Regions from separate parts of the Mus musculus genome. Here all the other regions are linked to region 2. The links are chromatin loops, found by intact Hi-C in ENCODE. Cell type or tissue: heart. All regions are shown on one strand. Each heading gives the region's core, and the rest is flanking DNA. Links, peaks and the distances in the headings are about the cores only. Region 1 overlaps Gm15614 (predicted gene 15614). Region 2 overlaps Plb1 (phospholipase B1). Region 3 has its middle 42 kb from the start of Ppp1cb.

The links. Hi-C counts contacts between places; a loop is a spot of excess contacts. Peaks named below come from ENCODE experiments on the same cell type or tissue, not always from the same donor. Only the 100,000 strongest peaks of a DNase experiment are listed, where the experiment ranks them.
Region 1: it touches region 2 in a loop (6-fold over the local background); 28 of 42 quality-filtered maps call a loop at or near these places.
Region 3: a loop joins it to region 2, with 3 times the contacts of the local background. A loop is called at or near these places in 6 of 42 quality-filtered maps.

Annotation. Positions count from the first base shown.
Region 1 is chr5:32,515,181-32,525,163 of GRCm38, forward strand. The region is part of intron 2 of Gm15614 (predicted gene 15614); the gene reads right to left. Among named protein-coding and RNA genes, the nearest start is that of Ppp1cb, 61 kb to the left of the region's middle. In heart, for the core only: a CTCF peak has its summit at 5,402; no DNase peak of the experiment used is centred there.
Region 2 is chr5:32,317,865-32,327,847 of GRCm38, forward strand. Plb1 (phospholipase B1) reads left to right here. Exons shown (of 59, transcript NM_001081407.1): 31 at 669-707; 32 at 1,126-1,186; 33 at 2,416-2,474; 34 at 3,404-3,477; 35 at 7,529-7,572; 36 at 8,235-8,343. Gm36840 (a long non-coding RNA gene) reads right to left here. Exons shown (of 3, transcript XR_376851.3): 2 at 2,903-3,015; 3 at 1-787. Among named protein-coding and RNA genes, the nearest start is that of Gm36840, 32 kb to the right of the region's middle. In heart, for the core only: a CTCF peak has its summit at 4,437 (motif pointing right); no DNase peak of the experiment used is centred there; H3K27ac peaks cover 420 bases.
Region 3 is chr5:32,412,205-32,422,187 of GRCm38, forward strand. It overlaps the pseudogene Gm5864. Among named protein-coding and RNA genes, the nearest start is that of Ppp1cb, 42 kb to the right of the region's middle. In heart, for the core only: a CTCF peak has its summit at 2,580; a DNase peak (open chromatin) is centred at 4,837; H3K4me3 peaks cover 568 bases; H3K27ac peaks cover 3,216 bases.

The DNA of each region.
Region 1 (9,983 bases), core at 1,310-9,309, 200 kb after region 2:
TCACAAAGACTAATTACATAAGGCTAAGCCTCTCTTACTTCAACAATAGTCCAGATACAACTTAATAAAGCTTAGAGTTGTTAAAAGGATGAGGCTTCATCTAACCCAACCATGTATTTGATGAAGCTAGATTGCAGAACAGAACATCCAAGTAATTTATCCATGTTTACAAAATACAGAGAGATGAAAACCTAAGTTAGAATTATCTCCATAATTCCTCAGTAAAAACCCCTGCAAAAGAACGATGCTGCATGCCCAGTTCTCTTCAGCCATAGTGCTGAATCAGAGGAATACTTCTTCCCCATTTCCATCTCTGCACTTATGCCCTCTGCTACTTTTGAGTTGCACAACTAAATTTATGAATATAGTTGAAACTTAACATAAGTTGTATGGAGATTTGAAAACTGCATTTAGGTATTCAGTGGACTGTTCTATAATTCACAGGTTGTTGGGTTTTTTTTTTTAATAATCTGTTTGGAAGACAAGCAGATATGCTTAATGAAATACAGAGGATCTATACTTCTTGTCTTGAATAATGTTATTGTAAAGAAGTGGGGATCTGAGCGGGTGGGGGCACAGTGTTGGGGAGGAGAAAGGCAGCTTCTTCCACTTTGTTTTTCACGTCATCCAGGAAGTCAGCTTGACAGGGTTTCATGTGATGGAACTATCCTGGTGACCACTGACAATCACCTCGTGCACACTAGAGTGGGTCTGATGGTATGCTGACTGCTTCAATTGCCAATGTAAGTCTAAGGTTGTGCTTTCAGGCAAGGAGCCAATACAAAGGCTTTGTCCGCCACAGTTCTCATGCTGCTCTGGACTCATCATCACTTTGCAAACTAACCGTGAAGATCAAGAGTGTTGTCTCTGTGCTGAGCTATACTGGCACACTTTGAAGCCTGCTTGAATCTACCTTCACAAAACTTCAGTGTCGAACACTGTGAATCACTCCCAAGGAGTTTTATAACCCCTCTTTCTATTTTCAGGGACCTTTGCAAATGACATCATTTAGTTTCACTTTATATTAGTTGGAAGTTAAATGTTGTAAATAAGAGAATGAAAAGTGATTCGAAACTCCAGATCATTACAAAGAATCCGTTTCCAGATTAGGAGATGACTTCTATGGGGTTCCATGATGTGCTTCAAAAGAGTATAAATGTCACTATTGAGTAAGCAGAGATATCCATATGACCCTCAGTAAAATGCTTGTCTTCCTTATTTGCAGATATGGCTACAAGACAGGAACATACAGAGAATGGTGAACAGCTAATAACATAGTTCTCGAGCCATACAAACAGACTTCCATGTTGGCTCAATTACCTAACTGTCTAGGTGGAACCTGTGGGGAAAACAATCCTCCTTTGAATGAGATTTCAAATGATGCTTTTCCCCACTGGGCTATGCACATCACCATAAACCTTCTACTTTAACTCAGACGGATGCTCACGCCGATAGTAACATCTTGACGCACACCTTCAAATGAATTTGTTCTAAATAATACATCAAGAACCTAAGAACTCACATCTTAAGCTATTTTTTTAAAGTATATTGTGAAGTACAAAGCACAAAAAAAAGCAGCCATGTTGCCTGACATTTGAATAGAATGTCTATTAAACTAAAAAGATTTTTTTTCCTGGACAAGTATAGAAGTGAATTTCTGATCTGGGGTTTGAGCATCATAAAAACTTTCTTGTCTTTAGATCTCAGTTCAAAGACAGAAAGCTGTGTCTGGTGTGCCATGGCCAACAGAGATCCACAGCAGTTCCTCTGTAAGAAATAACGGAAAGAAATGCATAGTTCACTGGCAGACTACCAGCCCTGGAACAGTGGCCACAACAGTGTCTCCCAAGTAGTGTTAAGTACAGGATCTGTAAGGTAATTGTGGATCTCTGGAGAGAACAATTTGCTACTTCTTAAGAGAATGCCTACAGGTCATAAAGCAGCTTTGGAAAGGTTCAAAACCTGCTCATGAGCTTTAAAGTATAATGTGGAAGTTCAAGATAAAAAGGTGAAGGGAAGGCATTCTGTGGTTTGACAGATACTTATAAAACTCCATTGTATCTGGATACCGAAAAATTTGTGTCTTTCCCTCAAGAACAGGTGTCTAACCGATTATTGCTAACATTACAAGAAAACTTAAAAGCATCTACCAAAGATGCAGTCATGGGGAAAGGCCCTTTCTTAGTCTCTGCATGACATGTCTCAGAAAGCTTTTTTAAAACTCCATGCCTTTGCCTGTTAGAATATCACATTAAAAAAAAAAAAACTGTTGCTTGTACAGTCAGCATCCCCCCTTTTAAATTACAGTTGCTTTAAAATGGACTAGTTTGTGAGTTCTATGCATGAATAGATTGCATCTTAGAACTCCCACTCAGTACTAAGAAATGACCCTGGCCTATAACTTCTGGTCAAGTTGCTAAACTTAAAAACTGACTCACCCATGGCAATGTATGTAAAACATCAATAGATCCTCCAGCTATTCTGACATTATCAGCAGTGCTCATGGGCTAAGTGCATATGGGAAATTCTATGACAGGTGGAAAACTCCCTTTTAGGCTCCATGATTGCTTTGTTAGAATCAATGAACGCCAAAACGATTCCCTGAGTTATCGCTGACTACAAACAGCTTATTAGACAATTTCAAATTATAGAACAATTTCTAGAAACATGAGTCACATCATGCTATATCCATGTGGTATAAAGTGCCAGCAGATGTAGTAAGGCTGACAACAGTTCAGAGGTGCCCATCAAAATAAGGCCTTATGACAGTGATAGTTTCCCAGGACTTCTATCACATCCCAGATCACAAAGACCCAACAAAATATACTTTCTGTTGTTAAGATTTGAGATACAGTAGAAATCAAATGGGGTCAGGGCAATGAAGACAAATCCAAAGAACATTTTGAAATCATGAGTCAGTAAAGCTTCTCCCATTGCCATGAATGGACATGATGGTTTCTAAGACACCTTCAACGCTGGAAATTCACCTTGTACTCCAACATATCCTGTTACATCTGACCTTCATGGAAACCCAGGGAGACAAAGAGAGCAGCTCCATTTCCAAACTCTAATTAGAAAATTGGTGCTAACGCAAACTGTATATGCCCCAGTACAGGGGAACGCCAGGGCCAAAAAAATGGGAATGGGTGGGTAGGGAAGTGGGGGGGGGGAGGGTATGGGGGACTTTTGGGATAGCATTGGAAATGTAATTGAGGAAAATATGTAATAAAAATATTAAAAAAAAAAAAGAAAATTGGTGCTAAGGGGCATAAAGGAATTAATCCAGTATCACATGCTAATGTCAGGACCAGTGTCCCTTCACCATTCCACTGCTGTCACTGCACCTTGTCTCTGAATATTCCACCTCCATCAGCCTCACTGGCTCACACAAAGCCTTTATGAGTAGGCAGATGGAATTAAGTACTCATTTATAGTCTCTGCAATGACAACAAAAGAAAGCATTAATAAGAACTGTATTGAGGAACTACGAAAATCAAGTTAGGGGTGGTAGCCCATATCTTCATTCCCAGCATTTAGGACCCAGGCTGAAGCAAAAGTATTGTCATGAGTTCAAGATTAGACTATGCTACAATACAGTGAGCACCAGATCACCAGCCTAGGCTCTACCTGAATAGTACTCTACCTGAATCAGAGACAGAGCAGGGTTAGAGCCATAGTTAACACAGAAATTTAAAAGATCCCCAAAAAAGTCAGAAATTTTCTGAATTTTTCCCCCATGGTCACCAAATTGCTCACCATGGGGGAAAAATTTTGAAATGACATCATGCCTGGAGCTGAGTTAGAATGGACTCAGCATTAAGACTAGCCTTGGCTACACAGACAGCTACATGGAAAGAGAAAGAAAGAAAAAGAGAAAGAGAGAGAGAAAGAAAGAGAGAAAGAAAGAAAGAAAGAAAGAAAGAAGGAAGGAAGGAAGGAAGGAAGGAGGGAGATAGAGGGGAAGGAAGGGAGATAGAGGGGAAGGAAGGGAGAGGGAGGGAGGGAGAAAGGAAAGAAGGGAGAAAGGAAGGATTGAGTAAAGGGGAAAAAAGAAAAGAAGGGGAGAGCGGCAGAAGGGAGGGAGGGAGGGAGGAAAAGTAGGCCTACATAATTCATAGCCTCAGTAACTATAGGACAAGAGAGAAACAAGAATTTCTTCTCCATAGAAGAAACTGCTCTGGCTATAGCAGCAGGCATGCTGCAGGGAAACAACAAGCAGACTGCTGGACTCCCATGATAGCAAGAACATAGCACTAGTTAGACAGCATGAGCTGCAGGAAGCCCAGTTAACACCAGTAACCACCAAGCTGACAAATCTGACTGACCTTGAACTTCATTACATTTTTATTGAAATATGTTAGCATAATAAGACCTTTACCAAGAGGGACCTGTAACACAAATCTAAGGGCATTGAGAGCCATGAGACAGTCTATACTGAAATCTCCCCCCTTCCCCCCCCCCACCCCAAATGCAGGTCCCAGAAAGGACATGGCTATTCAAGCCAATAAACAAGATATGTGCTTTTGTTACTGCTTGCTACTATCCTATTTGGCAGGATGCTGCCATTTTCCCTTCAAGACACTCTTCATTGACTGGGCTGCATTGGGCCTGCTGTGTTTCTTTTAAGTAACTCTCACTTTCCCTTTTCTTCAAAAATTAAGCAGGATCTGATTTCTATTCTACAGGAGAAAGGACCCACCTGGCCAATAACATTCTAAAAGTAACCATCCTCCATGAACATCACCTTGAACATGCTTTATTTCCCCCCATTCCTCAAGAAATTTGAAGTCTCCAATCTCTTAGATGATCCCTCTTGCTATAACACTCCTCAAATAGGCAAAGCAAGTCTACAATGTTTTCCAGCTATAAAGTAAAGTTTCTGAAAATTGAAAAGAAGATGAAAATGTGCTATGATGGTTTGAGTGAGAAATGGCCCCATAGGCTCCAGCATTTGAGTATTTGGTCCTCAGTTGGTCCTGTTTGGGGGAGGTTTAGGAGGTGTGGCCTTGCTGGAGGAGGTACATCACTGTGGACAGGCTCTGAGATTTTATAAGTTCATCCCATTCCCAGTTCGCTGACTCTGATTGGTGCTTGAAGTTGGAGATGCTCACTCTCTGTCCCTGCTGTCATGTTTCCTCCTCCACTCTTACAGACTCTCTATCTGCAATCACAACCCAAAATAAGCTCTCTCATCTACAAATTGCCTTGGCCACAGCAACAGAAAATCATCTACTATAGGTGTAGTCACTCATCATCTTAGCTGAAGAGAGTATTGTATGAAATTCTTAAGGGCCATCAGAAGTGCATCCAGGGAAGGTTATTTGACATCATAGAGAAGAACATGGAGGCTCAAAATATTAAGAATAGAAAGGCCACTGTGGCAGACTAAAGGCAAGCAGCGCCTCCCAGTGGCTCAGAATTGAGGCAGCTTAGAATTAAAAAATAGCAATGTGGATGCCTGAGGGAACATGCTCAAGTTTAGTACTGGACAAACAGTAACTTGAAAAGTCTCCAGTTATTGAAACAGGGGGTGAGAAACAACATAACACCTCTCAGCCTGTAAGCAGCATTGTAGAGGGAAGAGCTAACTGCTAGGGAAAGAGAGAAAGGCGTAATGGGTAAAACTGGTACCAAAAGAGATGGATACAAAAGCAGCCTGAGCTTAGACCATCCCTGTGCTGTGGAGAAGGTCTGTGCTTAAGAAATGTTCTGGGTTTCTCAACATAAAAGCACAGTGCTATAACTGACAGCCATGCAAAGGTCAGCACCAAGCTTGGTGCTTTAGAGAATATAAGTTCTGCATCTTCCTTTCGCTGGAAGATCATTGTCAATATTGACATGCTGTTCTGAACATGTAGCCCAGTCTGGCCCCAGAAGAATGCCAGTGAAGCTAGCTCATTGTGAAAGATGTGCATATTCAGGCCATAAATGAGGCAAGGGGTGGAACTTGCTTTAGCTGTATAGCTAAGGTCAAGAGACTCTGGAAGCTCTGGATTGTGAGCAGGTAGTGGCCCTTGGGAAACTACACCTCTGTATGGCCTTTGTCTTGTATTGTTTTTTTAGCCCATCCCATATTTAAACAACATGGGTTATGCCGCCAAGACAAAGTTGATTCCATGATAACCTGGTACAAAGCAGGGAAACGAATGTAGACCCAATGACCTCCAGCTCTAAGCCATGCCCACTGACCTACTGACAATACTAAAGGAGGAAGGGGTGGATATTTTCACAGGCTTTGAGTGCTCCATTGGTTGCACAGTGTACTGAGACGTAGAAAGATCAGTGGGAATGGAGGATAGTCACTAACTCTTGTGGTTGAGACATTGACATGGTTCTCTTTTCTTTCCCTTTTCATTTCTTATGAAGACTTTTTTATGCTTGTAGATGAGTTTATGGTGTTTCCCTATTTATGTTTGTATACATATGTTTTTATTGTTCAGTGTTGTATTTTTGTTTTTCTTTTTCTCTCCTTCTAGTCATCAAGTCCTTATACTGCATTTTTCCTGTTCTTATAGACAGTCTTCATTTTTCATCATACTACTGATCTCTATCTTTTAATTTTTTGGATATTATTTCTGCTTTCCATTCTCTGTACTCTTCTTTCTTCATCTTTCTTATATATTATGATGCTTAAAAACTATTTTATCTGCATCATTTAAAACTTCAGTTTGGGCCAGCACTGGGGCACCTTGGGCGCGGAGTTGGCGAACACCCCCAAGGTCCCCTAGAGGACTCTCCACGCAATCTTAGGACCACCGGTGAGTAGAACACAACTTCTGTTCCAATCCAATCGTGCGGGACCTGAGATAGCATTAGAGAAGCAGGAAACCCGGACTGACCAGGGTCACAAGTCCCTTCCGGTTGACACCAGCACTTGGTCACCTGGGCACAGAGTCGGTGGAAACCTCCAAGGTCCCTAGAGGACAGCTTCTGAGACAGACCCCGTTTCGGGCCCCAGACATCCGGGCACCTTCCCTGCCAGAGGAGAGGTGTCCGCCCTGCCCGGGAGGGCTGTGCTGGAGCACCTGGGGGAGCCATTCTTGGTTCCCGGATCCCTCTGAGACTAGTCTGTGCAGGTGAGAGTGTTGACTACAGAAGCTAACAGCTTCTGGGACAGGTCCTGTTCTGGGCCTTCATCTTCTGTCAGGAGGGAGGTCTGAATGCCAGATATCTGTGCACCTTCCCTGTAAGAAGAGAGCTTGCCTGCAGAGGGTGCTCTGACCACTGAAACTCAGAGGAGAGAGCTAGTCTCCCAGGTCTGCTGATAGAGGCTAACAGAATCACGAGAGGAACAATCTTTAGCAAGAGACAACTATAACAACTAACTCCAGAGATTGCCAGATGGTGAAAGGCAAACGTAAGATTCTTACTAATAGAAACCAAGACCACTCACCATCATCAGAACGCAGCACTCCCACCTCGCTCAGTCCTGGGCACCCCAACACACCCAAAAAGCTAGACCGGGATTTAAAAGCATATCTCATGATGATGGTAGAGGACATCAAGGACTTTAATAACTCACTTAAAGAAATACAGGAGAACACTGCTAAAGAGTTACAAGTCCTTAAAGAAAAAGAGGAAAACACATCCAAACAGGTGAGGGAAATGAACAAAACCATATTAGTCTTAAAAAGGGAAGTGGACACAATAAAGAAAACCCAAAGCGAGGCAAAGCTGGAGATAGAAACCTTAGGAAAGAAATCTGGAACCATAGATGCAAACATCAGCAACAGAATACAAGAGACGGAAGAGAGAATCTCAGGTGCAGAAGATTCCATAGAGAACATCGGCACAACAATCAAAGAAAATGCAAAAAGATCCTAATTCAAAACATCCAGGAAATCCAGGACACAATGAGAAGACCAAACCTACGGATAATAGGAGTGGATGAGAATGAAGATTTTCAACTTAAAGGGCCGGCATATATCTTCAACAAAATTATAGAAGAAAACTTCCCAAACCTAAAGAAAGAGATGCCCATGAACATACAAGAAGCCTACAGAACTCAAAATAGAGTGGACCAGAAAAGAAATTCCTCCCGACACATAATAATCAGAACAGCAAGTGCACTAAATAAAGATAGAATATTAAAAGCAGTAAGGGAAAAGGGTCACGTAACATATAAAGGCAAGCCTATCAGAATTACACCAGACTTTTCATCAGAGACTATGAAAGCCAGAAGATCCTGGACAGATGTTACACAAACACTAAGAGAACACAAATGCCAGCCCAGGCTACTATACCCAGCCAAACTTTCAATTACCAATAGACGGAGAAACCAAAGTACTCCACGACAAAACCAAATTCACACATTATCTTTCCACGAATCCAGCCCTTCAAAGGATAATAACAAAACAAAACAAAAAAAACCCAATACAAGGACGGAAACCATGCCCTAGAAAAAGCAAGAAAGTAATCCTTCAACAAACCTAAAAGAAGACAACCACAAGAACAGAATGCCAACTTTAACAACAAAAATAACAGGAAGCAACAATTACTTTTCCTTAATATCTCTTAATATCAATGGTCTCAACTCCCCAATAAAAAGACATAGACTAACAAACTGGCTACACAAACAAGACGCAACATTTTGCTGCTTACAGGAAACTCATCTCAGAAAAAAAGATAGACACTACCTCAGAATGAAAGGCTGGAAAACAATTTTCCAAGCAAATGGTCTGAAGAAACAAGCTGGAGTAGTCATTCTAATATCAAATAAAATCAACTTCCAACTCAAAGTTATCAAAAAAGACAAGGAGGAGCACTTCATACTCATCAAAGGTAAAATCCTCCAAGAGGAACTCTCAATTCTGAATATCTATGCTCCAAATGCAAGGGCAGGCACATTCATTAAAGAAACTTTAGTAAAGCTCAAAGCACACATTACACCTCACACAATAATAGTGGGAGACTTCAACACACCACTTCGTCAATGAACAGATCATGGAAACAGAAAGTAAACAGGGACACAGTGAAACTAACAGAAGTTATGAAACAAATGGATCTAACAGATATCTACAGAACATTTTATCCTAAAACAAAAGGATATACCTTCTTCTCAGCACCTCATGGTACCTTCTCCAAAACTGACCATTATAATTGGTCACAAAACAGGCCTCAACAGATTCAAAAATATTGAAATTGTCCCATGCATCCTATCAGATCACCATGGACTAAGGCTGATTTTCAATAACAACATAGATAATAGAAAGCCAACATTCACGTGGAAACTGAACAACACTCTTCTCAATGATACCTTGGTCAAGGAAGGAATAAAGAAAGAAGTTAAAGACTTTTTAGAGTTTAATGAAAATGAAACCACAATATACCCAAACTTATGAGACACAATGAAAGCATTTCTAAGAGGAAAACTCATAGCTCTGAGTGCCTCCAAAAATAAACTAGAGAAAGCACACACAAGCAGCTTGACAACACACCTAAAAGCTCTAGAACAAAAGGAAGAAAATTCACCCAAGAGGAGTAGATGGCAGGAAACAATCAAACTCAGGGGTGAAATCAACCAAGTGGAAACAAGAACTATTCAAAGAATCAACCAAATGAGGAGCTGGTTCTTTGAGAAAATCAACAAGATAGATAAACCCTTAGCCAAACTCACTAGACGGCACAGGGACAGCATCGTAATTAACAAAATCAGAAATGAAAAGGGAGACATAACAACAGATCCTGAAGAAATCCAAAACACCATCAGATCCTTCTACAAAAGGCTATACTCAACAAAACTGGAAAACCTGGATGAAATGGACAAATTTCTAGACAGATAACAGGTACTAAAGTTAAATCAGGATCAGGTTAATGATCTAAACAGTCCTATATCCCCCAAATAAATAGAAGCAGTCATTAATAGTCTCCCAACCAAAAAAAGCCCAGGACCAGATGAGTTTAGTGTAGTAGAGTTCTATCAGACCTTCAAAGAAGATCTAATTCCAGTTCTTCACAAACTATTCCACAAAATAGAAGCAGAA
Region 2 (9,983 bases), core at 1,148-9,147:
TTTCCATGTAGCCCTTGGCTCATGACCAGCTGGGAAGAGCAAGAGACCAAGCATCAGAGTGATGCATGCTTGGATGGAAAGTGGAGGCAGGCAGGATGTTAAGATGGAAGTCAGAGCTAGGAAAACAGATCTTCACTATCAGCAGAGTAGGGCCCCAATTCTACTCACAAAATGTCAGATTTTTAGAGTTTTGCAGCCTCGCAACCCAGAATTCCTCTGGGTCCCCAAAAGGGTCTCAGGATTCTCACTGGGAACTACTGGACCAGGGCTTATTTGGAGAAGAAGTTGGGGGTTGAGGGGGGGTCTGCTTTTTCTTGCTTAAGTAAAAAGGAACTCAGGTTTCTATAGGGCAAAGTAGGTTTCAAATGGCAGGCACCTGGGGGTGACAGGGGTGCTGTTGGGAAGGGGTAGGGTAGAAAAAAGAGGCCCAACATCCTTAGCCAATAGGCTGAGTGCAAGAAAGAATATGGTAGCTACTTAAGGGTTAAGTCTGAGTTCTGGGACTTGGTTCAGGTTGCAGAGAAGACCGGATACATCCTGGGCAGGAGCACAGGGTGGTCAGCCTTTCTGGAAGGGTCTAAGCTCTGGTCGTGGCCCTGAGGAGGCTGCGGAAGAGCATGTCTAGGCTGGTGTAACTCCTTCCATTGCTCACTCACCTCTTCCCACAGGCCTCGCCATTTCTGAGCACTACCAAGAACAGCAACCTGGTATCTATCTATGGCTTCTCTTTGGCTCCCTGGGCAATGGGGTGGGCAGCTTCTGTTGATGGGAAGATGGGTAAGAATTCCTGAAAAAAAAAACAGAGGGTTCATTCCCTTTCCTAAAACCATCTCTCCACCCACAACTTCTATGGGCGAGAGTAGAATCAACCTAGCCTTACACAGCTGAAGGAAAAGGTAGACGGTGGGGTGGGTCATTTGTTCTATCCCTGAGTCTTACCTTGGATGAAAAAGAGGTCAGACTTACAACATCTCAGCTTGGCTGATATTCAGTGTCCCTGGAGACCCCTCCCCAGGAATAGGACCCAGGGCTCTGCTGAGGAAGACTGATATCCATCCAGCTTTTCTGCTGCCTGACTCCCACCCACTTAATCCTAAGATTCTAGGATTGGCTCTTTGTATTTAGGGTAATGGAACCTGGATGGTGTGCGAGGAGAGAGCCCCTTCTGCCTCACCACCAACCTCAGGTAAGCCCCTGTCTTAGTTAAGATTTTTTTTGCTATGAAGAGACACAGTGACCACAGCAACTCTTAAGAAAACATTTCATTGGGACTGGCTTATAGTTCAGAGGTTTAGTCCATTATCATCATGGCAGGAAACATGGCAGTGGGCAGGCAGACATGGCACTGGAAAAGGAGCTGAGAGTTCTACATCTGGATCAGCATGTAACAAGAAGGGAATGCCACACTGGGCCTGACTTGAGCTTCAGAGACCTCAAAGGCCCCCCCAACACCCTACACACACATCTTATACACATACCCTACACACACAATGACACACACCTCTGTAAGGCTATACCTCCTAATAGTACCACTCCTTGTGGGCCTATAGGGGCCATTTTCTTTCAGACTACCACAGCCCCTGTGACCCACCAAGATCCAACACCTCTCTACAAAGGCATACATTACTACTGAGTAATAAGCTAAAGCTTCATATGATAACCACTCAACACAATTCTATCCAGTGCTTGTTTCCAATCCTGAGTGAGCTATTTGTTCAACTTTGGCAGCATCATGCCTGGCCAAGCCCCCAGGGCATCTGTGTTAGGAGCTCTTTCCCATCCTCTTGCTTTCGAGATCTAAGCAGGGCACAGAGAAGACGTGGGAACTCACTTGCCTATGGTTGGCCCAGTCCTGCAAGATGATGAAGTCTGGAGGTTAACGAGGCCAGCGAGTCCCATGAAATGGATGTCTCTATGGAAATGTGTCCTCAGTCTCTGCCTGTGGAAGGGTCTAGAAAGTTCTCTGGGCTCTTCAAAAAAAGGACTTTAGGAAATTAGGGAAGGGCCTGCCATGACTATGTCTTAGATTCATGTGGAAATCTAAAACCGGGCTTTAAGTGGCCTGTATGTGAGCCAGTGCCTGTCTGGTTGGGCACTCAGGCCACCGCTGACTTCTCCTCACATGACCACCAGCACTAAAATGGAATTCTGCCCCATCTTCTCCATCCCTGCTTTGTGTCTTACAACATGTCTTAGCATCTGTTTCTCTATCTTCTAGCCTGACACAAGCCTAAGAATTGTTTGTGTCTCTTATAGGAAACTTGGATGAAAATTCTGCCAATGCAGTTTGGGCTCCTCGGTTCTACACAGTCTAAACACACATGCAGTCTTGTTTCTGGTATTGGCATGAAGCAAAAGGATAGACTATACCCTCAGCTCTCTTCCCAGACTCAAGCATGTCTGCTTGTCTTTCAGTGCATACCCTGAGACCTGCAGACATTCAAGTTGTGGCAGCTCTGGGAGACTCTCTGACTGTAAGAACTTTTGAGCCCTGGGGGTGGGAGTGGGCCGTGGGATGGTGGGGCCAGTTCCAGGTCTGCCCTCCTAACTTCCAAGCTTGTGCTCCCACCTTCTGTCATCTCTTATTCTTCTGCCCTAACTCTATCCATCCAAGAGAATGGCAACAATGTAATTGATTTTTTTTACAACTGCTTTGTCAAATAGATGTGCAGGAAAAATTATTTTCAGAAATGAACTGAATATTCTCAGTTGGCAGAATTTTTGAACACCCAACAGCACTTTTTGACATATGCAAAAATATGTCATTTTGACTCCAAATTCTCCTAACAATGCCCATGTAGATGCCATTCTCCCTCCATTGTGATCTGCCCAGACCCCTCTCTGTTTCCTCTGAATCAGCACAGATAAAGCCCCCCACATAAAGCACAGGTAGCTATCTTACCATGCTGGAGAAGGCGCTGCTCCTCACTTTTAATACTGGGTGTGCTTCATCCCAGGGCTCCACCTCCTGGCAGTACAGCTGGGGCTTTATAAATGCCTTCCTGGAGGTTGGTTCTAAGGGGAAAAAATATAAATGAGGGATTTTATTGGAATCTCTCCACCACAGTGGTTACAGCCCATGTCCACAAAGACCTGTGTGGTATACACGTTGGCAATATTGTCAATTTCACTCGACTTTATAAAGTACTTGAGAGTCTTCCAGTCTTTACAACTGTGATCCCAGTTGGGTCCCAAGCCTCTCCTGTGGAAAGGCTTGCTTATCATCAGTTTTGTAACTGGGCAGCCATAGCAAGGCAAGGCAAAGCTGGGAAGTGGGGGTCACAGACTAAGCCCCTTGCTCCCAGTCTTAATGCCAGTCTTGCTGCCCTGAGTGCACTGGGGCCATAGCCCCCACTTTCTCTCTGACTTGTTGGTTTTCCTATGGCATTTCATGTTTTCAAAGGCTGGCAATGGAATCAGCTCCCAAGAAGGTAACCTCACCGATGTCTCCACACAGTATCGAGGACTGTCCTATAGGTAATGTTGACTTCCGAGGGCTTGTTTGGTTACCTTTTTGGTTTTATGGATTTGTTTTGTTGCCAGGGTCTCAGGGAATCTGGGTTGACCTTGAACTCTCTATGTAAGGGAAGATGACTCTGAGTGTCGGACCTGCCTGTGTGTCTACCTCCCAGCTGCTGGGTTCCTAGTATGCACTAGCTGGGTTTAACTCCTATAAATGCACAAATCCCAAAGAGCAATGACCAGGTCTAGAAGAGGCTTTCAGAGGGACAGCAGTATATTTCTGCAAACTGTGAACATTGACTGAATAGAGAAGATATTTTACTGTTAATAATCTTTTTATTTTTTTTTAAATTATGCAGAAAAAGTAAACCAAGGTTCTTACCAAACTCCTGAGTCAGAAAATCCAACATGAAATGTGCCTGAAAAGCACCAAGTCCTTGTGTCTCCACCTGTCCATTTGCATGTCTGTTTTCATATGTTGATGCTACTATGTTTGTCTGCATGTATGTATTCATGTCATTTCACAGTCACACCTCTGCCTGTATGTATATGTACACATACTCACTTCTGGGGGAGATGCTGGAGGCAAGTTGCAATCCATGGGTGACTCTGAGCACCTCCTGTGTGCTAGCAGAGTTAGGAACTGAGTTGGGTGTCTGGGGGAGGGGGAGTATGTTAGCTGAGCACTCACCTGGCTTCCTAAATGCCACAGGGTGGGAGAAAAGAGAGGAACCAGCCCTTGTCAGCAAGGATGAAAGGCTTCCAGGAGAAAGTGGTACCCCAGCAGGATGTCAAATAAGGGAAGGTGTGAGAAAGGGTACCCCAGAGAGGAGTTCAGGTGGCTTGAGGTGTCAGGTAAACAACTGAGTGTTAGTTGTGTTTCTTTCTTTCCTAATAAAGTTCCTGGTTTTGCATGCTTCAAAGTAATTAGCCAGTATTTAAGAATTTACCTGGGAAAGCTAGACTGAAGCCTGCCACAAGAGGGCAGAGCTTTAATGAGCAGTTGGTTGCACAGGCAAGCACTTACCACTTCCCTTTCCAGGGTACATTCACTTCAAGGATGCTCCCTAAGAAAGAGACAGGGAACAAGGTGGGATGGTCAGAGCTAAGGAAAGCTCCAGAGAGACATGCCTGCCAAGGTAATAGAGAGGCAGGGCCAGCATGGCTTGTAGCCACCACTGGGAAGTACCTCAGCGTGAGGGCCGTCTCTCCTCCCAGAGAGAGGAAACTGTTTCTCAGCAGAGCCCCCACATGTCCACATGTCTTAGCCTGGCCAGTGGTCTCCAGTGGGCTGCCTGGAACAAAACAGAACCTCACTTACTCAGCCCTCCCCCGAAAGTTACTGAAGCTATGAGGGACCGGGATGTTGCGGGGAGGGGAGGAGCAGGGCTTACTGTAATCCAGGAGAGGCCCGGGTTACAGCAGCTGCTCCACCTTAACTAAAGGAGGCAGTGACATCATCGTGTGAGGGGAAACCATACACAAATGTCAGCTCCAGAGGAACACCCGTGGGGGCAAAAGTGACTGCTGCAGCCTCACAGGTAGCCGAGATAGTGGGGCTCCCAATCCAGATACAAAGTCAGCCTTCTGGTAGACTTCTTGGGCAGTCATGCAAATGTTCAGCTATTGTCTGATCTTTCCTAGGAACGAGATGTCTGAACTTTCTAGTTATAAGCCCAATTACCCATGGCCAATGACTGTTGCCGTTTCAAGTTAAAACCCGAACTTGTCTTAAATGTCCCAAACATCTTCCCCCAAGTGCACCTGTGTTGAAGACAGTGTTAGGTTAGAGTCTAAGTGACAGCAGTAGACAGGCACACAGGCAGGTGTTTCTCTGAGTTCTTCCATGGGATATTAGCTGTCCAAGAGGGGATTTCCTTTGTATTTGAGGTAAAACACTACCTACTATTTCCTTCATGTGCAGGCCAGCATAGAAAGGGCTCTGAGAGACACTGCAATGGAAACCTCTCTCTGTGTTTTATGTTTGATCCTCAGTTTCCCTTAATTCTAGGATTTTCTTTGTTTGGAGTATCTATTGGGAAATGTCCATGACATAGACTGACCAGAGAAAAACAGTTTTCTAGAGCTCACTACACTGGAAATAGCAGGCAATTAAATGATTCCAGGAAAATTTACAAAGTACCCTGGGACTTTTCCTTCAAGGGAACAATAGGGGGAGGGGGGAATTGGACCTCATATAGACAGGAGAGAAAGGGCCCCAGGGTTCTTGGGGTATGGGTGGTTGTAAACAGGACCTGTAGAGGTTTGGCTGGTTCCAAGGTCCCTTGGCCTAAGACTCTGTGCCTGTGAATGTCTTGTCACCTAGCTTGCCAGTGAGTCGGTCAGAGAGCTCTCTTGCAGTGGTTCTTAACCTTCCTAATGCCGCCACCCTTTACTACAGTCCTTCATGCTGTGCTGTCCCCCAACCATAAAATTATTCTCATGACCACTTTATAACTATAATTTTGCTACTCTTATGAATTATAATGTAAGTATCTGTTTTCTGATGGTCTCAGGGCCACCCTGGTGGCCTCTAAGAGGGGTTATGGCTCATAGGTTGATAACCACTGCTTTGTATGGCTTTTTCTCTGGTAGAAATACATTGGTTTATTTGAGATTACTCCATGAACCAAATAAAAATAACTTACCCAAGACAAAATGCATCTCCTTGTTTTTGTTCTGATTCTTCCAACACACATCACAAAACATCTATACCTTTCTGCACACTGGGTGACAACAGATGAGGAGAGTCTAGCCTACATTCGATGAAGAGTCTAATGTAGACTAGATGTTTGATGTGACTGTTTCTTCTCATGTTTGCATAGTTCTGATCAAAACGGTGACATATATACTTTTGAATCTCTCTGGGTTTATTTGTGTAGGTATCTTTTATCCTCTTGGACATACCATTCTAAAATGGCACTGGGAACCCTGCTGGTCTTGTTCTGCCCACCTTCTTTTTTTTAAAGTACCTTTAAGAAATGACAGTGGGGGGCACATAGTATGTATGCTTTTTTGTGTGTTATCTTGTTCATTGAGAGAAACACACAGAAGACAACAGATGGGACAGTACAAGGGTTTATAATTTCCTCCCAAGTCTCAATGCTTCAATCTGCTGACTTTGATTGGGAGAAGATAAGATTCTGAAGCAACCTGCATGTAGAGCTAGAAAAGAATTGGTGACAATTGACAAGAAGCCAAGCCACTAGCCCAGGCCACACATCTGATAGGCCACAGGGTGGGGACAGAATGGAGTAATATGGCAGGCAGAACTCCTCCAGCTCAAGCCCTTGACCACCCAGGTACAGGACAGTGGCCTTCATTCCAAGCGTTCTTTGACTGAAGAGCAGCTTTGATCTATGGCATCTTTGAGAGGTCTCTTCCAGTGTGCTAGATGCTAAGTAAGGTTGTGTTCTCAAACTCCCTGGCCTGAAATGAAGTGACTGGAACTGACCAAAGGGGCACAGAAGAAACCAAACAGTAAATACCAAATATTTGATGAGCATCTAGACTTTTTTAAAGATAGAAATAAGTATCTCCTTTAAGTATGTGGAAGGAAATGACCTCCTCTTAGGCAGTATGGTCTGTGGCTAGGCCAGATAAAAATGAGACTGGGCATTAGACGGCAGCAAGCTTCCTTCTGTCCCCTGAATCTTCCATTGGAATCTACCTGATACTGGGCAGAAGAAACTTATCTGTGTTCTCAAGGTTTCCAGCTCAAGCTAGGTTTAAATTACCCTTAGAAGTGAACCTTCTGGCACCTCAGCTTTCTACTCTGTCTCATAGAGATGTCCACAGCTAACTCCTGAGCTTAGGACAGGAGAGACCTAAGGCCTACATGCAGCCCATACTGAGCACTTAGGGTCCTCAACTAAGTACTACCCTCCAGAGAGGGTGGCAGAAAGTCCTTTAGCTTCAAATCCTAGACTAAGCAGGGAACAGTCTACTGGTGAATCTAGAATGTTCCCAGGATCCTGCAAATATAAGGACAGCAAGGATCCTTCTTTGGTAACGTTTATATACTGACTTGCTTTCTCTCCTTCCCTGCCTTGCTCTCTCCCTTCAGTGCTGGTGGGGACAAGACCCTGGAGAATGTGACCACTTTGCCCAGTAAGTAGATACCAAGGGCTTGAATGGGGCTATTCTAGAAAAAAATTAGTGCATTCGTGGGCACTAGCCCTGAAGTAGGAGACGAGGCCCCAGTTGTCAGTCTGAGGGCATGGGCATCAGACATGGAACCTGCAGACCCAAGTTCAATCCCTGCTCTTTCTTGTGAGGTGACCTGGGGCAGCAGTTCTCAACCTATGGGTCAAGGCTCCTTTAAGGTTGAGTGACATTTTCATAAGGGTCACCTAAGACCATTCTGCATATCAGATAGCTCTATTACAAGTCATAACAGTAGAAAATTACAGTTATAAAGTAGCAACAAAAATAATTTTATGGTTGGGGGTCACCACAACATTAGGAACTGTATTAAAGCCTCACAGCTTTAAGAAGGTAGAGAACCATTGGCTTAGGACAAGCCACCAAATTCCTCAAGCCTTGAGTTTTTCCATTTGGCCCAAGAAATGCTGGGGCAAATCTGATGGCAAGAGCGGGGGGGGGGGGTGGTGGAGGGGGGACGGGGGGGGGACTTCACTGCTCTGTAAGTTGGGCAGAGAAATATGCTTCTGTAAGGGAGACTTTTTCCAACCTTGTCTTATCATCACGTCATTCCAACAGAGAAAGTTTCTGTCAGACACATGTGCTAGAGTCTGCCTTTCCTCTTCCAGATATCCTACGGAAATTTAATGGAAATCTCACAGGCTACTCAGTAGGAACCGGTGACTCCAGTTCCGCAAACGCTTTCCTTAACCAGGCTGTCCCTGGGGCGAAGGCTGAGTATGACATTTGGGGGAACTGTAGAAAGGGGGAGAGAGGCACATGGTCAGTCCCTCAGATACCCCACAGAGACCTACAAAGGGACTTCACCTTATCTGCAGCAATGATTTTAAGGGTACTTTTTCCTGTCTGTCCACAACCAAAGCTATAGCATGGAGATTAGTTTCCTTGGACATGGGAGGGGTTACGTCTCTACAGTTGTTACCTGACTCCTCAGTGGCCAGCCTTTCACACACCATGTCATCTAAGAATTGAACTGACTAAGCATATCGGTAAAATTGAAGCTAAGTAGGTCTGAAATAATGATGCTAGAATCCCTCTCTCCCCAGAGCCTCACAGGTAGCGATTGCCCTATATGATCAGGGGAGGCTTACTATATCAAAGTCAAGATCTCCAACCTGAGGGAGCCTCTGGGAAAATCTCACCTTCTCTCCAGCCCTGACATAGAGCTAACATAAAACAGACGGGAGGTTTCCAGGGGGTGCTGAGGCAGAACTGCCTAGCCTCCTGAGATGGTCTCTCAAGGCAACACTAATTCTTCTCCTAGAGGTCCTGGAAGCCTGGGGTTCCTGCTCCTCAGTTCTTGCCCTTACACCTCTAGTTGGTGGACGTGCCCCCAACACCTGTTTGCTGGGCTCTATAATGGCTTGTAATGCACTGTCCCACTAGCCTATCCAAGGAGACCACAATGCTATGGCTCTGTCACTCAGACTTGTGCTGAGAGCCATGAATTATAAACCCATGTGTGGGTTTATATAACATGTGTGGGTCATGCGTTTCCTCTCTACTTTTCTGAAAGTGGCTCACAGAACAAGTTACACATGTGACACATAATAGTCATATATGTGTGCACATATGTGGGTACATGATACAGGCACATGTGAAGAATCACAGCCATGGTGACAAAGAAGGGATTGTGTCAACGTGAATGTTTCCATGGTTACTGTACCTGAGCATCAAACTGTCAGCTTCTAGGCAGTTAGGAAGCAAAGGAAACATTCTAAACCTTCATACATCCAATTACATGTTCTTTCCCAGCTACTCAAGACAGACAAGTGAGCAAGCTGTAGTGGTGCTCACCTGTAATCCAATCAGTGGAGGACTTGAGCCAGCCTAGGTTATATACTGAAAACCTGCTTAAGAATGGAACATCAGCTGGGCGGTGGTACGCCTTTAATCCCAGCACTTGGGAGGCAGAAGCAGGCAGATTTCTGAGTTCAAGGCCAGCCTGGTCTACAAAAATGAGTTCCAGGACAGCCAGGGCTATACAGAGAAACCCTGTCTCAAAAAACAAACAAACAAACAAGCAAGCAAGCAAAAAGAATGGAACATCAAAGGCAAATGGATTCTCAGTGTGGGACCTTAAGAATATCATGAGCACAAAATGAGACCAGGAGTGGCTTTGATGACTTTAGGACAATCTCCCAGCTTGCTGTTCACAAGGCCATTTGCTGCAGTATTTCTAGATATGTATTAAAATGTATTGAGCTGTATTTCATCCTTTCTATTCCTGACAATTCTCCTCCTCCTGACAAGGAGGCTGGTTCGGGGGTTCTGCCTCTTGCTTGCCATCGTGGGTAGCCACACATAACGAGCACTCTGCATTAACCTTTTCAGTTTGGTCCATTCAGTCTCTCCAA
Region 3 (9,983 bases), core at 1,382-9,381, 95 kb after region 2:
GATTTTATACACACACACATACACACACATCATACACATGCATACACACATACATATGCACACACACACACCTACACACACATCATACACATGCACACACACATACATATGCACACACACACATACACACACACACACAAGCACAGATGAGTGCACACAGAAAAGGCCATCTAGAGCCTGAGGCAAAGGAGTGTTGTAACCATAAACCAAGGAATGCCCACAGCCAACAGGAACTAGAAAGGCACAAAGCAGCTCTCTTCCTCCAGCCTGGGATGGAACATGGCCCTGGGGACACCTTGCTTTTGATGTGATAATACTGGTTTTTAGACATTTGGCCTCCATAACCAAATGTCTAAATAAATAAAGGGAATAAAGTCTTGTTTTAAGCCACCAAGTCCATGGCAGTTTGCTGTGGTAACCAGAGGAAACCAGTACAGGCCCCATGGGACTTAACTTGTTCTCCTGCTCTCTATGTGCCCTGCTCGGGTTACTGCCCTCCTCTCTCCCTCCCTCCTCTGGTTTCACAGCCCCTTTCCTTGAGAGCTGGAACCAACAGCCAGCATTTACTGAGCACCCCTCCATGCCAGGCACTGAGCCAGGGGCTCCACCTGGGCTGTGTCACATTAGCCCACAATCACACAGCTAGAAATTATTAAAGCTGAAGTCTAAACATGGCTCCTGCTAACTTCAAAGCCTGTGGCTGCAACCCTGCTGTCTCACTGCCCAAGGAGGGGCCTTTTCTAGATACTGGGACATTAGTTCCTGTGTGTCTTTTTCCAGAAGCCTATTAGTATCTCATACAATAAAGGCATGTGTTTAAGTGTGTGTGTGTGTGTGTGTGTGTGTGTGTGTGTGTGTGTGTGTGTTGGGGGTGCTCACACACTTATATATGCTGGACCTTGTGCTTAAGACACTAGGGGGAATGTTTTATGTTTATCATCAAAACAACCCCATGAGGTAGAAGCTATTTGTAGACAAGGAAACAACCCTTCCCTCTGGGAGCAGCAACAGTCAGTCCTGGCCTCCTGGGGTCCAGGACCAGTGTTATTTCCTGTGAGCTCCCCAGTCTCTCATTTGCACCACTGCACTTGGGTGTAATTTGCCTTGGACTGTGTTCAGACTTCAAAAGGCCTTTGTGTTGTCCAAAGTTTGGAGGACTTCCATTGAGTTCATATGTGGAGCTTGTTAACTTCCAGAAAGTTCAAAACACCCACAGCGCCACATAAATATGGCACTGCCTGTGCAGTCCCAAATGCCCGGACCACATTTTCCAAAGCCTCTTTCCTTCCCCTCATCCAGCTCCCTCCTTCCCCTCCTCATTAGAAACACTGGCTGGTTCTCACCAGATTAATAGATTGTGAAATTTGCAAAGGATTTATAATCACAGAACATCATAGTGATCATCATCTAAAATCTAGAAAACGGAAAATGTTTAAGACCTCACTAAAACACATATCTAAATCTTTTACTTAAGAATGCATGTTAATGCAATTGGGGTGTGGGGGAGAGTCAGGGAGAGAGAGGGAGAGAGAGAGAGGAAGAGAGAGAGAGCACTCTGTATGTATAAGCCTGGGATACTGAAACTGACTCATTTAGTGTCTGTGTTAATTTGCATGTTTTTACATGAAATGTGGAAATTTGAAACAGCAATCCATGCAGCAGCCAATAGAAGACAAACTGCCTTTGGAAGTGAATCAAGACTCCCAAAGGTTCCTGGATCATCCTGACTGTTTTTAGGTTTTGCAAAGAAGTAAGAATCAACGAAAGAGACTTCTCCACAACTGTGGAAAGACAGATTAATTGTAACAAGTGTCCCAGCAGGACCCCAGGACTCTGGATTCCAGTCCCAGCCCAAATACACACTTGCTGGGCGGTGCTGACCAGATGTTTATCTTCTCTGGGTTTCAGTTTCTCCCACCTACAGGTACTTCTTAAGGTGCCTTCAAGTTCCATGAGGACATTTTAAAATGAGAATAATAGTGATAGGGCTCAGCATTTACTGCCAATCTTGATGACCTGAGTTCAGTCACCAGGACCTGTGGAGTGGAAGGAGAGACCTGACTCTAAAATATAGTCCTCTGATGTCCACTTGAATGTTATGGTACACACACACACACACACACACACACACACACACACACACACTACAAACACAGAAAAGTAAACATTTTTGAGAGAAAAAAAACTCAGCCTTTTTAAAATTTTGTTTGTATAATTGGCAAGGAGGGAGCAGGAGGGGACTGCCCATATATTACTGCCTACGCATGAGCCATGCGGAAGTCAGGGGATAACTTTATAGAGTTGGTTCTCTGAGCACTGTGGGCTGCAGAGCTCAAGCTCAGGTCGTCAGGCCTGTGCCACAAGCCCTTTTGCCAGCTGAGCTACCTCACTGGCCCTCAGCCACACATTTCATTTTCTATGTCTTTTTCCCACAGTTACACACAGTTATATAACCCACTGAGAGACTGTGGCAAGGAGATCTACTTATAGTTGAGGGTTGACTACACTATAACTTGGCCTTCTGAGTCTCACACACAAATCTCAACTTGAGTGGCACTGTTCTCAACATGCCAGCTGGGACAGCCCTGCCAGGAAAGAAGCTGATAGTGACCTCTGTCTGAATCTTTCACTGGGACACTCCCGAAGGCCAGACTGTCATTAAGTCTGCAGAGTAAACCCCACCCTAAGCAGAAGCCAAACTAGGAGTCGCAGTCATCCCTGCCATAAAGGGAAGGCTCTAGGAACTGCACAAGTTCACCAGAGCCTGCATTCAAATGTGCAAGCTAATAGGAGACCCTCAAGTCTCTGCCCAGACTCCTGGGGCTCTGGGCAGCTTCAGAAGTATGTTTCACTGGCTGGTTCAGGTTTCTCTGGGAAAGAAACAGACACAAAGAACGGAGGGACCTGTTTAGGGGAACTACCAAGAAGAGCCCTACCCCCCCACCCCACCCCTGCCCTGAAGTTATAGGCAGGATGTGCATATTCAGGAAATCTCACTAAGTTCAGAGACCCAGAGGGTAGTTCCATGGGTACAGAGCTTGCCCACAGTGTATGAGGTCCTGAGCTCAGCCCCTGCATTTTATAAAATGGCTGTGGTAGCTCATGCCTAGAATTCCAGCACCTGGGAGGTGGAGGCAGGAGAATCAGTAAAATAAAACCATCCTCAGTGATTCAGACAGTTTGAGGCCAACCTGGGCTAAATGACAGAGGTCAACTTAGGCTACATGAGAAAAAAATGTCCATAATTCAGATTTGTCAATATGCACTAGACTATGTCCAGTCTTCAATGTCTCTCATGAAGGCATCATTTCTGCCTTATCATTTTGATCTTGCAAATCCACATGAAGCTTTGCAGTTATGAACTTGCATTTGTCCCGAATCCCGGTCTTTCTAGCAAATTCTTTTAAAGCAGAAGCTCCGGCTGTTGGGTCTCTAAACCTAACTAGGTGTCCTGTGCAGAACTGAGTCAAGACCGGCAGAATTGTGTCCCGTTAGCATGCTAAACGTGACCCCAAAGTGCCTTCAAAGCAGTTCTCAGCTGTTTCTGTGGCCCACAGAGGAATGCTTCCTCCTCCAGGTCTGAGAAGGACTGGGCATGGTGGCCTGCTGTCCCAGCACTCAGGAGGCTGAGAACAGGCAGGAAAATCTTGGATTTGAGGACACCCTAGGCAATACAGTGAGATTCCATCTCAAGAGCCCTCTGCTGTCTGCCCCTCCTTGTCCCCAAACAAACCACACACACACACACACACACACACACACACACACACACACACACACACACACATACACACACACACACATACACACATACACACACACATACACACACACACACACACACATACACACACACACACACACACACACAGAGAGAGAGAGAGAGAGAGAGAGAGAGAGAGAGAGAGAGAGAGAGAGAACAATGAAGCAGAGTGGTATCAAGTTCCTTCACAGCCCACACAGTCCCATTTTGGACTCCCTTAATGAGATAACAAGAGCTGGCAATTATTGGGTACTTACTGTATATGAGCACTAAGTACTTTATCATGTGATGTAATATTTAGGACAACTCTAAAACAAAGACCCCATTCCCATCTTATAGATTAAAACAACAACAAAGACAAACAAACAAACCTTTAAAGTACAGAGCTAAGATGGTAGATTAAAATTCAGTCTGGCTGCCTTGAATCAATCAATCTATCTATCTATCTATCTATCTATCTATCTATCTATCTATCTATCTTATTGTTTTTCAAGACAGGGTTTCTCTGTATAGTCCTGACTGTCATAGAACTTGCTCTGTAAACCTGGCTGACCTTGAACTCAGAGATGCTCTTGCTTTTGCCTCCCTGGTGCTGGGATTAAAGGCAAGTGCCACCACTGCCTGGAGATTCCCATGTTATAATGTGTAGGATATATGGCTCTCCAAACTAATGTGTAAATTCCTTGAAAGCAAAGATTCTGTCTTTTCTGCTTTTGTGTACAGCCTGGAGGAAACCTTAACAAGAGTGTCAACTCATGATGAGGCATCCCTATCTAGAGTATTCAAACACCAGAGGTTAGGTTGACTGAGAAAGTTTGAGAGGCTCTGGCTAAAAGAATTTGGAAAGCTAATCTTAGCCAGCCCCGTTTAGGATTCCAGAAAGCCCTAGCCAGAAGGGTAGACTTTATCCTCTGAAATTGCTCCAAGGAACAGTAAAGCATCCAAACTGTGCAGGCACATTAGTGGCCATGGGACCAAACCTAATTCAATGTCCTTGTCATCGGTGGTCATGAAGGAGCCAGTGCTGATCTCTGGGGCAATGTTCCTTTGCTGTCCTGGCCGACATCCAGCTTGGAAGAGCTCACAGTGCATACTTATTCCTGTCCTCTGGGCAGTCCCCTTCCTCTTCCAACAGTGACATGTGAAGGAATGTTGCCCTGCATTCCTGACCATTCACGTCTCTGTGCTTTAGTCATAGGTCAATCTCTTGGAGCTGTGGACGCATTTCCCATGGGAAAACATGCTATTTATAGAGGTTGGTATCCAAGGCTGAGTCTTAAAGGCTTCATCAGTAATTTTGCTTATTTGTTTGCTTATTTGTCTGTTTGCTTACTTAGGTTCTAGAAATGAAACTGGGAGCCTTGTTCATGCTAGACAAGAACTCTATTACTGGGATAACATTTTTTTTTCTTTTTCCATTTTTCTTTGTTTTCTTTCTTTGTTTGTTTTCCTAAACAAGGTTTCTCTGTTTAGGTTTGGTTGTCCTGGAATTCTCTGTAGACCAAGCTGACCTGGCACTCAGAGATCCACCTGCCTCTGCTTCATGAGTGCTGGTATTAAAGGTGTGCTCCATATTTATCTTTTTTTTATTTTATTTTATTTTATTTTATTTTATTTTGGACCAGTGAGATGGCTCAGCAGGTAAAGGCATTTGCCACCAATCCTGCCAATGTGAGTTCAGTCCCTGGAATCCAAATGTTGGAAGGAGAAAATTGACTCCTGCAAGTTGTCCTTTGAAGACTATACACACACACACACACACACACACACACACACACACACACACAAATAAATGTTTTAAAAAATAACAGCATCTCACAGTCTGCTTCAAGTGCTAGAGTTAGACATGCATCACCACGCCCACTTTTATTGAGTCTCTTATTAATCATTTCAAGTTGGTCAAACACAGGAATCAGAGGCCCCTGAGATGCAACTGACTTGAATACCTCCTCACTGAGGACTACATTTTATGGTGCCAGAAGGTTCCATGCAAGCTTCCACAGGAGAAAAGCAACCAACAGGCCTTCCTGGATTAGTAAAGTGGTGATTATGGGTTCACCTTCAAGGTCCATGACTTGTCTAGCTCGGGGAAGTTGGCTAGGTTTCCAGTACCAGGCATGGCTTCCCTCTTGATAAACATGTCTGAAGTCCAATTAGAGAGCTGTTGGTTACTGCCAAGGTAACAATGCACCCTTAGGGTTAATGTGCCATGCAGGCCAGCAGAATCCCTAACTATAGTCTAAGTATTTGTCCTTATACCCATAGATAAGTATAGTCTTTGCTCCTTACCACAGGGATAACTTCTCTCAGCAACAGATGGAGACCATTACAGAAAAACACAACCAATCAAAATGCAGAGTTGTAGATTGGGAAAGGATTTTTACCAATCCTAAATCTGATAGGGGACTAATATCCAATATATACAAAGAGCTCAAGAAGCTGAACTCCAGAAATTCAAATAACCCCATTAAAAATGGGGTACAGAGATAAACAAAGAATACTTTTTTTAAAAAAAATTATTATCTGTAAGTATACTGTAGCTGTCTTCAGACAAAAGAGGGTGCCAGATCTCATTATGGATGATTGCGAGCCACCATGTGGTTGCTAGGATTTGAACTCAGGACCTTCAGAAAAGCAGTCGGGTGCTCTTAACCACTGAGCCATCTCACCAGCCCCTAAACAAAGAATTCTCACCTGAGGAATACTGAAGGGCTGAGAAGCACTTGAAAAAATGTTCAACATCCTTAATCATCAGGGAAATGCAAATCAAAACAACCTTGAGATTCCACCTCACATCAGTCAGAATGGCTAGGATCAAAAATTCAGGTGACAGCAGATGCTGGCCAGGATGTGGAGAAAGAGGAACACTCCTCCATTGCTGGTGGGATTGCAAGCTTGTACAACCACTCTGGAAATCAGTCTGGCGTTTCCTCAGAAAACTAGACATAGTACTACTGGTAGATCCAGCAATACCTCTCCTGGGCATATACCCAGAAGATGTTCCAACTGGTAATAAGGACACATGCTCCACTATGTTCATAGCAGCCCTATTTATAATAGCCAGAAGCTGGAAAGAACCCAGATGTCCCTCAACAGAGGAATGGATACAGAAAATGTGGTACATTTACACAATGGAGTACTACTCAGCTATTAAAAACAATGAATTTATGAAATTCTTGGGCAAATGGATGGATCTGGAGGATATCATCCTGAGTGAGGTAACCCAATCACAAAAGAAGTCACTTGATATGCACTCACTGATAAGTGGATATTAGCCCAGAAACCTAGAATACCCAAGATACAATTTTCAAAACACAAGAAAATCAAGAAGAAGGAAGATCAATGCGTGGATACTTCATTCCTCCCTACAATAGGGAATAAAATATCCATGGAAGGAGTTGCAGAGACAAAGTTCAGAGCTAAGACGAAAGGATGGACCATCCAGAAACTTCCTCACCCTTGGAGTCCATCCCATAATCAGCCACCAAACGCAGATACTATTGCATACGCCAGCAAGATTTTGCTGAAAGGACCCTGATATAGCTGTCTCCTGTGAGGCTTTGACAGTGCCTGGCAAATACAGAAGTGGATGCTCACAGTCATCTATAGGATGGAACACAGGGCCCCCAATGTAGGAGCTAGAGAAAGCACCCAAGAGCTGAAGGGGTCTGCAACACTATAGGTGGAACAACAATATGAACTAATCAGTACCCTGAGAACTCGTGTCTCTAGCTGCATTTGTAGCAGAAGATGGCCTAGTCGGCCATCACTGTGAAGAGAGGCCCCTTGGTCTAGCAAACTTTATATGCTCCAGTACAGGGGAAAGCCAGGGCCAAGAAGTGGGAGTGAGTAGGTAGGGGAGCAGGGCGGGGCGGTGGGGAGGGAAGGTATAGGGGACTTTTGGGATAGCATTTGAAATGTAAATGAAGAAAATATCCAATAAAAAAAAAATGCAGAGTTGCTGCTCCGGGAGCCTTGCGCGCCGTGCAGTTCTGTGCCTTGCCCGTCTGTCCCTTCCGATTGTGCCTAGTGATGACCACCCAGCAGATTATTCTCCAGGGCCCGGGCCCCTGGGGTTTCCGCCTCGTGGATGGCAAGGACTTCGAACAACCTTCCGGTCACTCCCGGAAGCAAGGCTGCTATAGCGAATTTATGTATTGGAGATTTAATCACAGCCATCGATGGGGAAGGTACCAGCAGCATGACACACTTGGAAGCTCAGAACAAAATCAAGGGCTGCGCAGACAACATGACGCTCACAGTATCCAGGTCTGAACAGAAGATTTGGTCTCCTCTAGTGACTGAGGAGGGGAAACGTCATCCCTACAAGATGAATTTAGCGTCGGAACCCCAAGAAGTCCTGCACATAGGAAGTGCCCACAACCGAAGTGCCATGCCATTTACTGCCTCACCTGCTCCCAGCACCCGGGTCATCACAAACCAGTACAACAGCCCAACTGACCTCTACTCATCCGAAAACATCTCTAACTTCAACAATGCTGTGGAGTCGAAGACCTCAGCCAGTGGGAAGGAGGCGAACAGCAGGCCCTTGGTTCAGCCTCATCCCTCTGGCAGCCTTATCATTGACAAGGAATCTGAAGTTTACAAGATGCTTCAGGAGAAGCAAGAATTAAACGAGCCCCCCAAACAGTCCACATCCTTCCTGGTTCTGCAGGAGATCCTGGAGTCAGATGGGAAAGGGGATCCCAACAAGCCATCAGGATTTAGAAGTGTTAAAGCTCCAGTCACCAAAGTGGCTGCATCTGTTGGAAATGCTCAGAAGCTGCCCATCTGTGACAAATGTGGAACTGGTATTGTTGGTGTGTTTGTGAAGCTGAGGGATCACCATCGCCACCCTGAATGCTATGTGTGCACCGACTGTGGCATCAACCTGAAACAGAAGGGCCATTTCTTTGTAGAGGATCAGATTTACTGTGAAAAGCACGCCAGGGAGCGGGTCACACTGCCTGAGGGCTATGATGTGGTCACAGTGTTCCGCAAGTGATGGAGAGGACCTGCCCTGTCTACTGCCCTCCAGCCAGCCTGCTGCACCTGGTTCTCGGAATATTCTGGCTCTCTCCTCCCTGACAGTCCTATGCTTACTTAGTGTTAGTCATGCGCAATAAACACTGGGTTTTGTCTGTGCTGACTGACTCCCACTGGCAGTGTGACATCTGCTTTTACATTATTGGGAGATGGTTTTGTCCCTGTCCCTTCACCCACACCTTCAATCACACCTTCAATGCACCTTCTTCACTTGGAGTCTTCTCTGCTGCAAATGGACATTGGTCACATTGGAACTAAGCCAAATGTAGTATCTCTGATGTTACTTGGTTTTACTTAATAAATTTAGACTTTAAAGCAAAAAAAAAAAAAAAAAAAAAAAAAAAAAAAAAAAAAAAAAAGCAAGTTGTGGAGTACAGACCCAGTAGATTAATCTATAAAGCAACTACTACAACTGCGGCTCAGGGAACATTGCAGAAGAGGGCTCAGTGAGATTATAAGAGCCAGAGGATCATGGGGTTTGCTCTGAGGTGTGTATCCTGGTAACATCAGCAGCTACTTCCATAAAGTCTCACCAACAGGACTGTGCAAACAGGAGCTGAACAAGGACCACAACAATAGACATGTCACAGTGGAAGAGGCAAAGCCCAAGGCCTCCTCAATCCTACAGAAAGAACCACGGGCAACTAAGGAATGCTGAGAACAGGAGAAATAGTCTTCCCCGGGGGAGAACACACCATTGATTAACCAAATAGTCAGCCTTGAAAACAGACATATAAGTAACATACAGACAGAGCAGGTTATATTTAGAAACGAGTGTGTGTGTGTGTGTGTGTGTGTGTGTGTGTGTGTGTCCGCTCAAGCAACAATAATTGGGAAAAAAAAAGAGGCCATGAACCATGAACTTGACAGAGAATAAGGAGAGGTTTAAGGGAGGATTTGGAGAGAGGAAAGGAAATGGGGAGATGAAGTAATTATTTTCTAATCTCAAAAATAAAAGAAGTAATATCTTTTTTAAACAGTGCCAAGTCTCATTGACATAGGACCTATGAGTAGTCTTATTCACCTAGGAACACGAGTTCCTAATTCTAACTCAGCCTGTGGTGCCCGGCTCTCAGCCTCTCTCCTGGAAAGCTGGGCTTCCTGGGAGTGAAGAAGTTGGCAGCAACCATGACAACTGATGCTCACTGACTGGATTGCAGAGAAGACAAACACT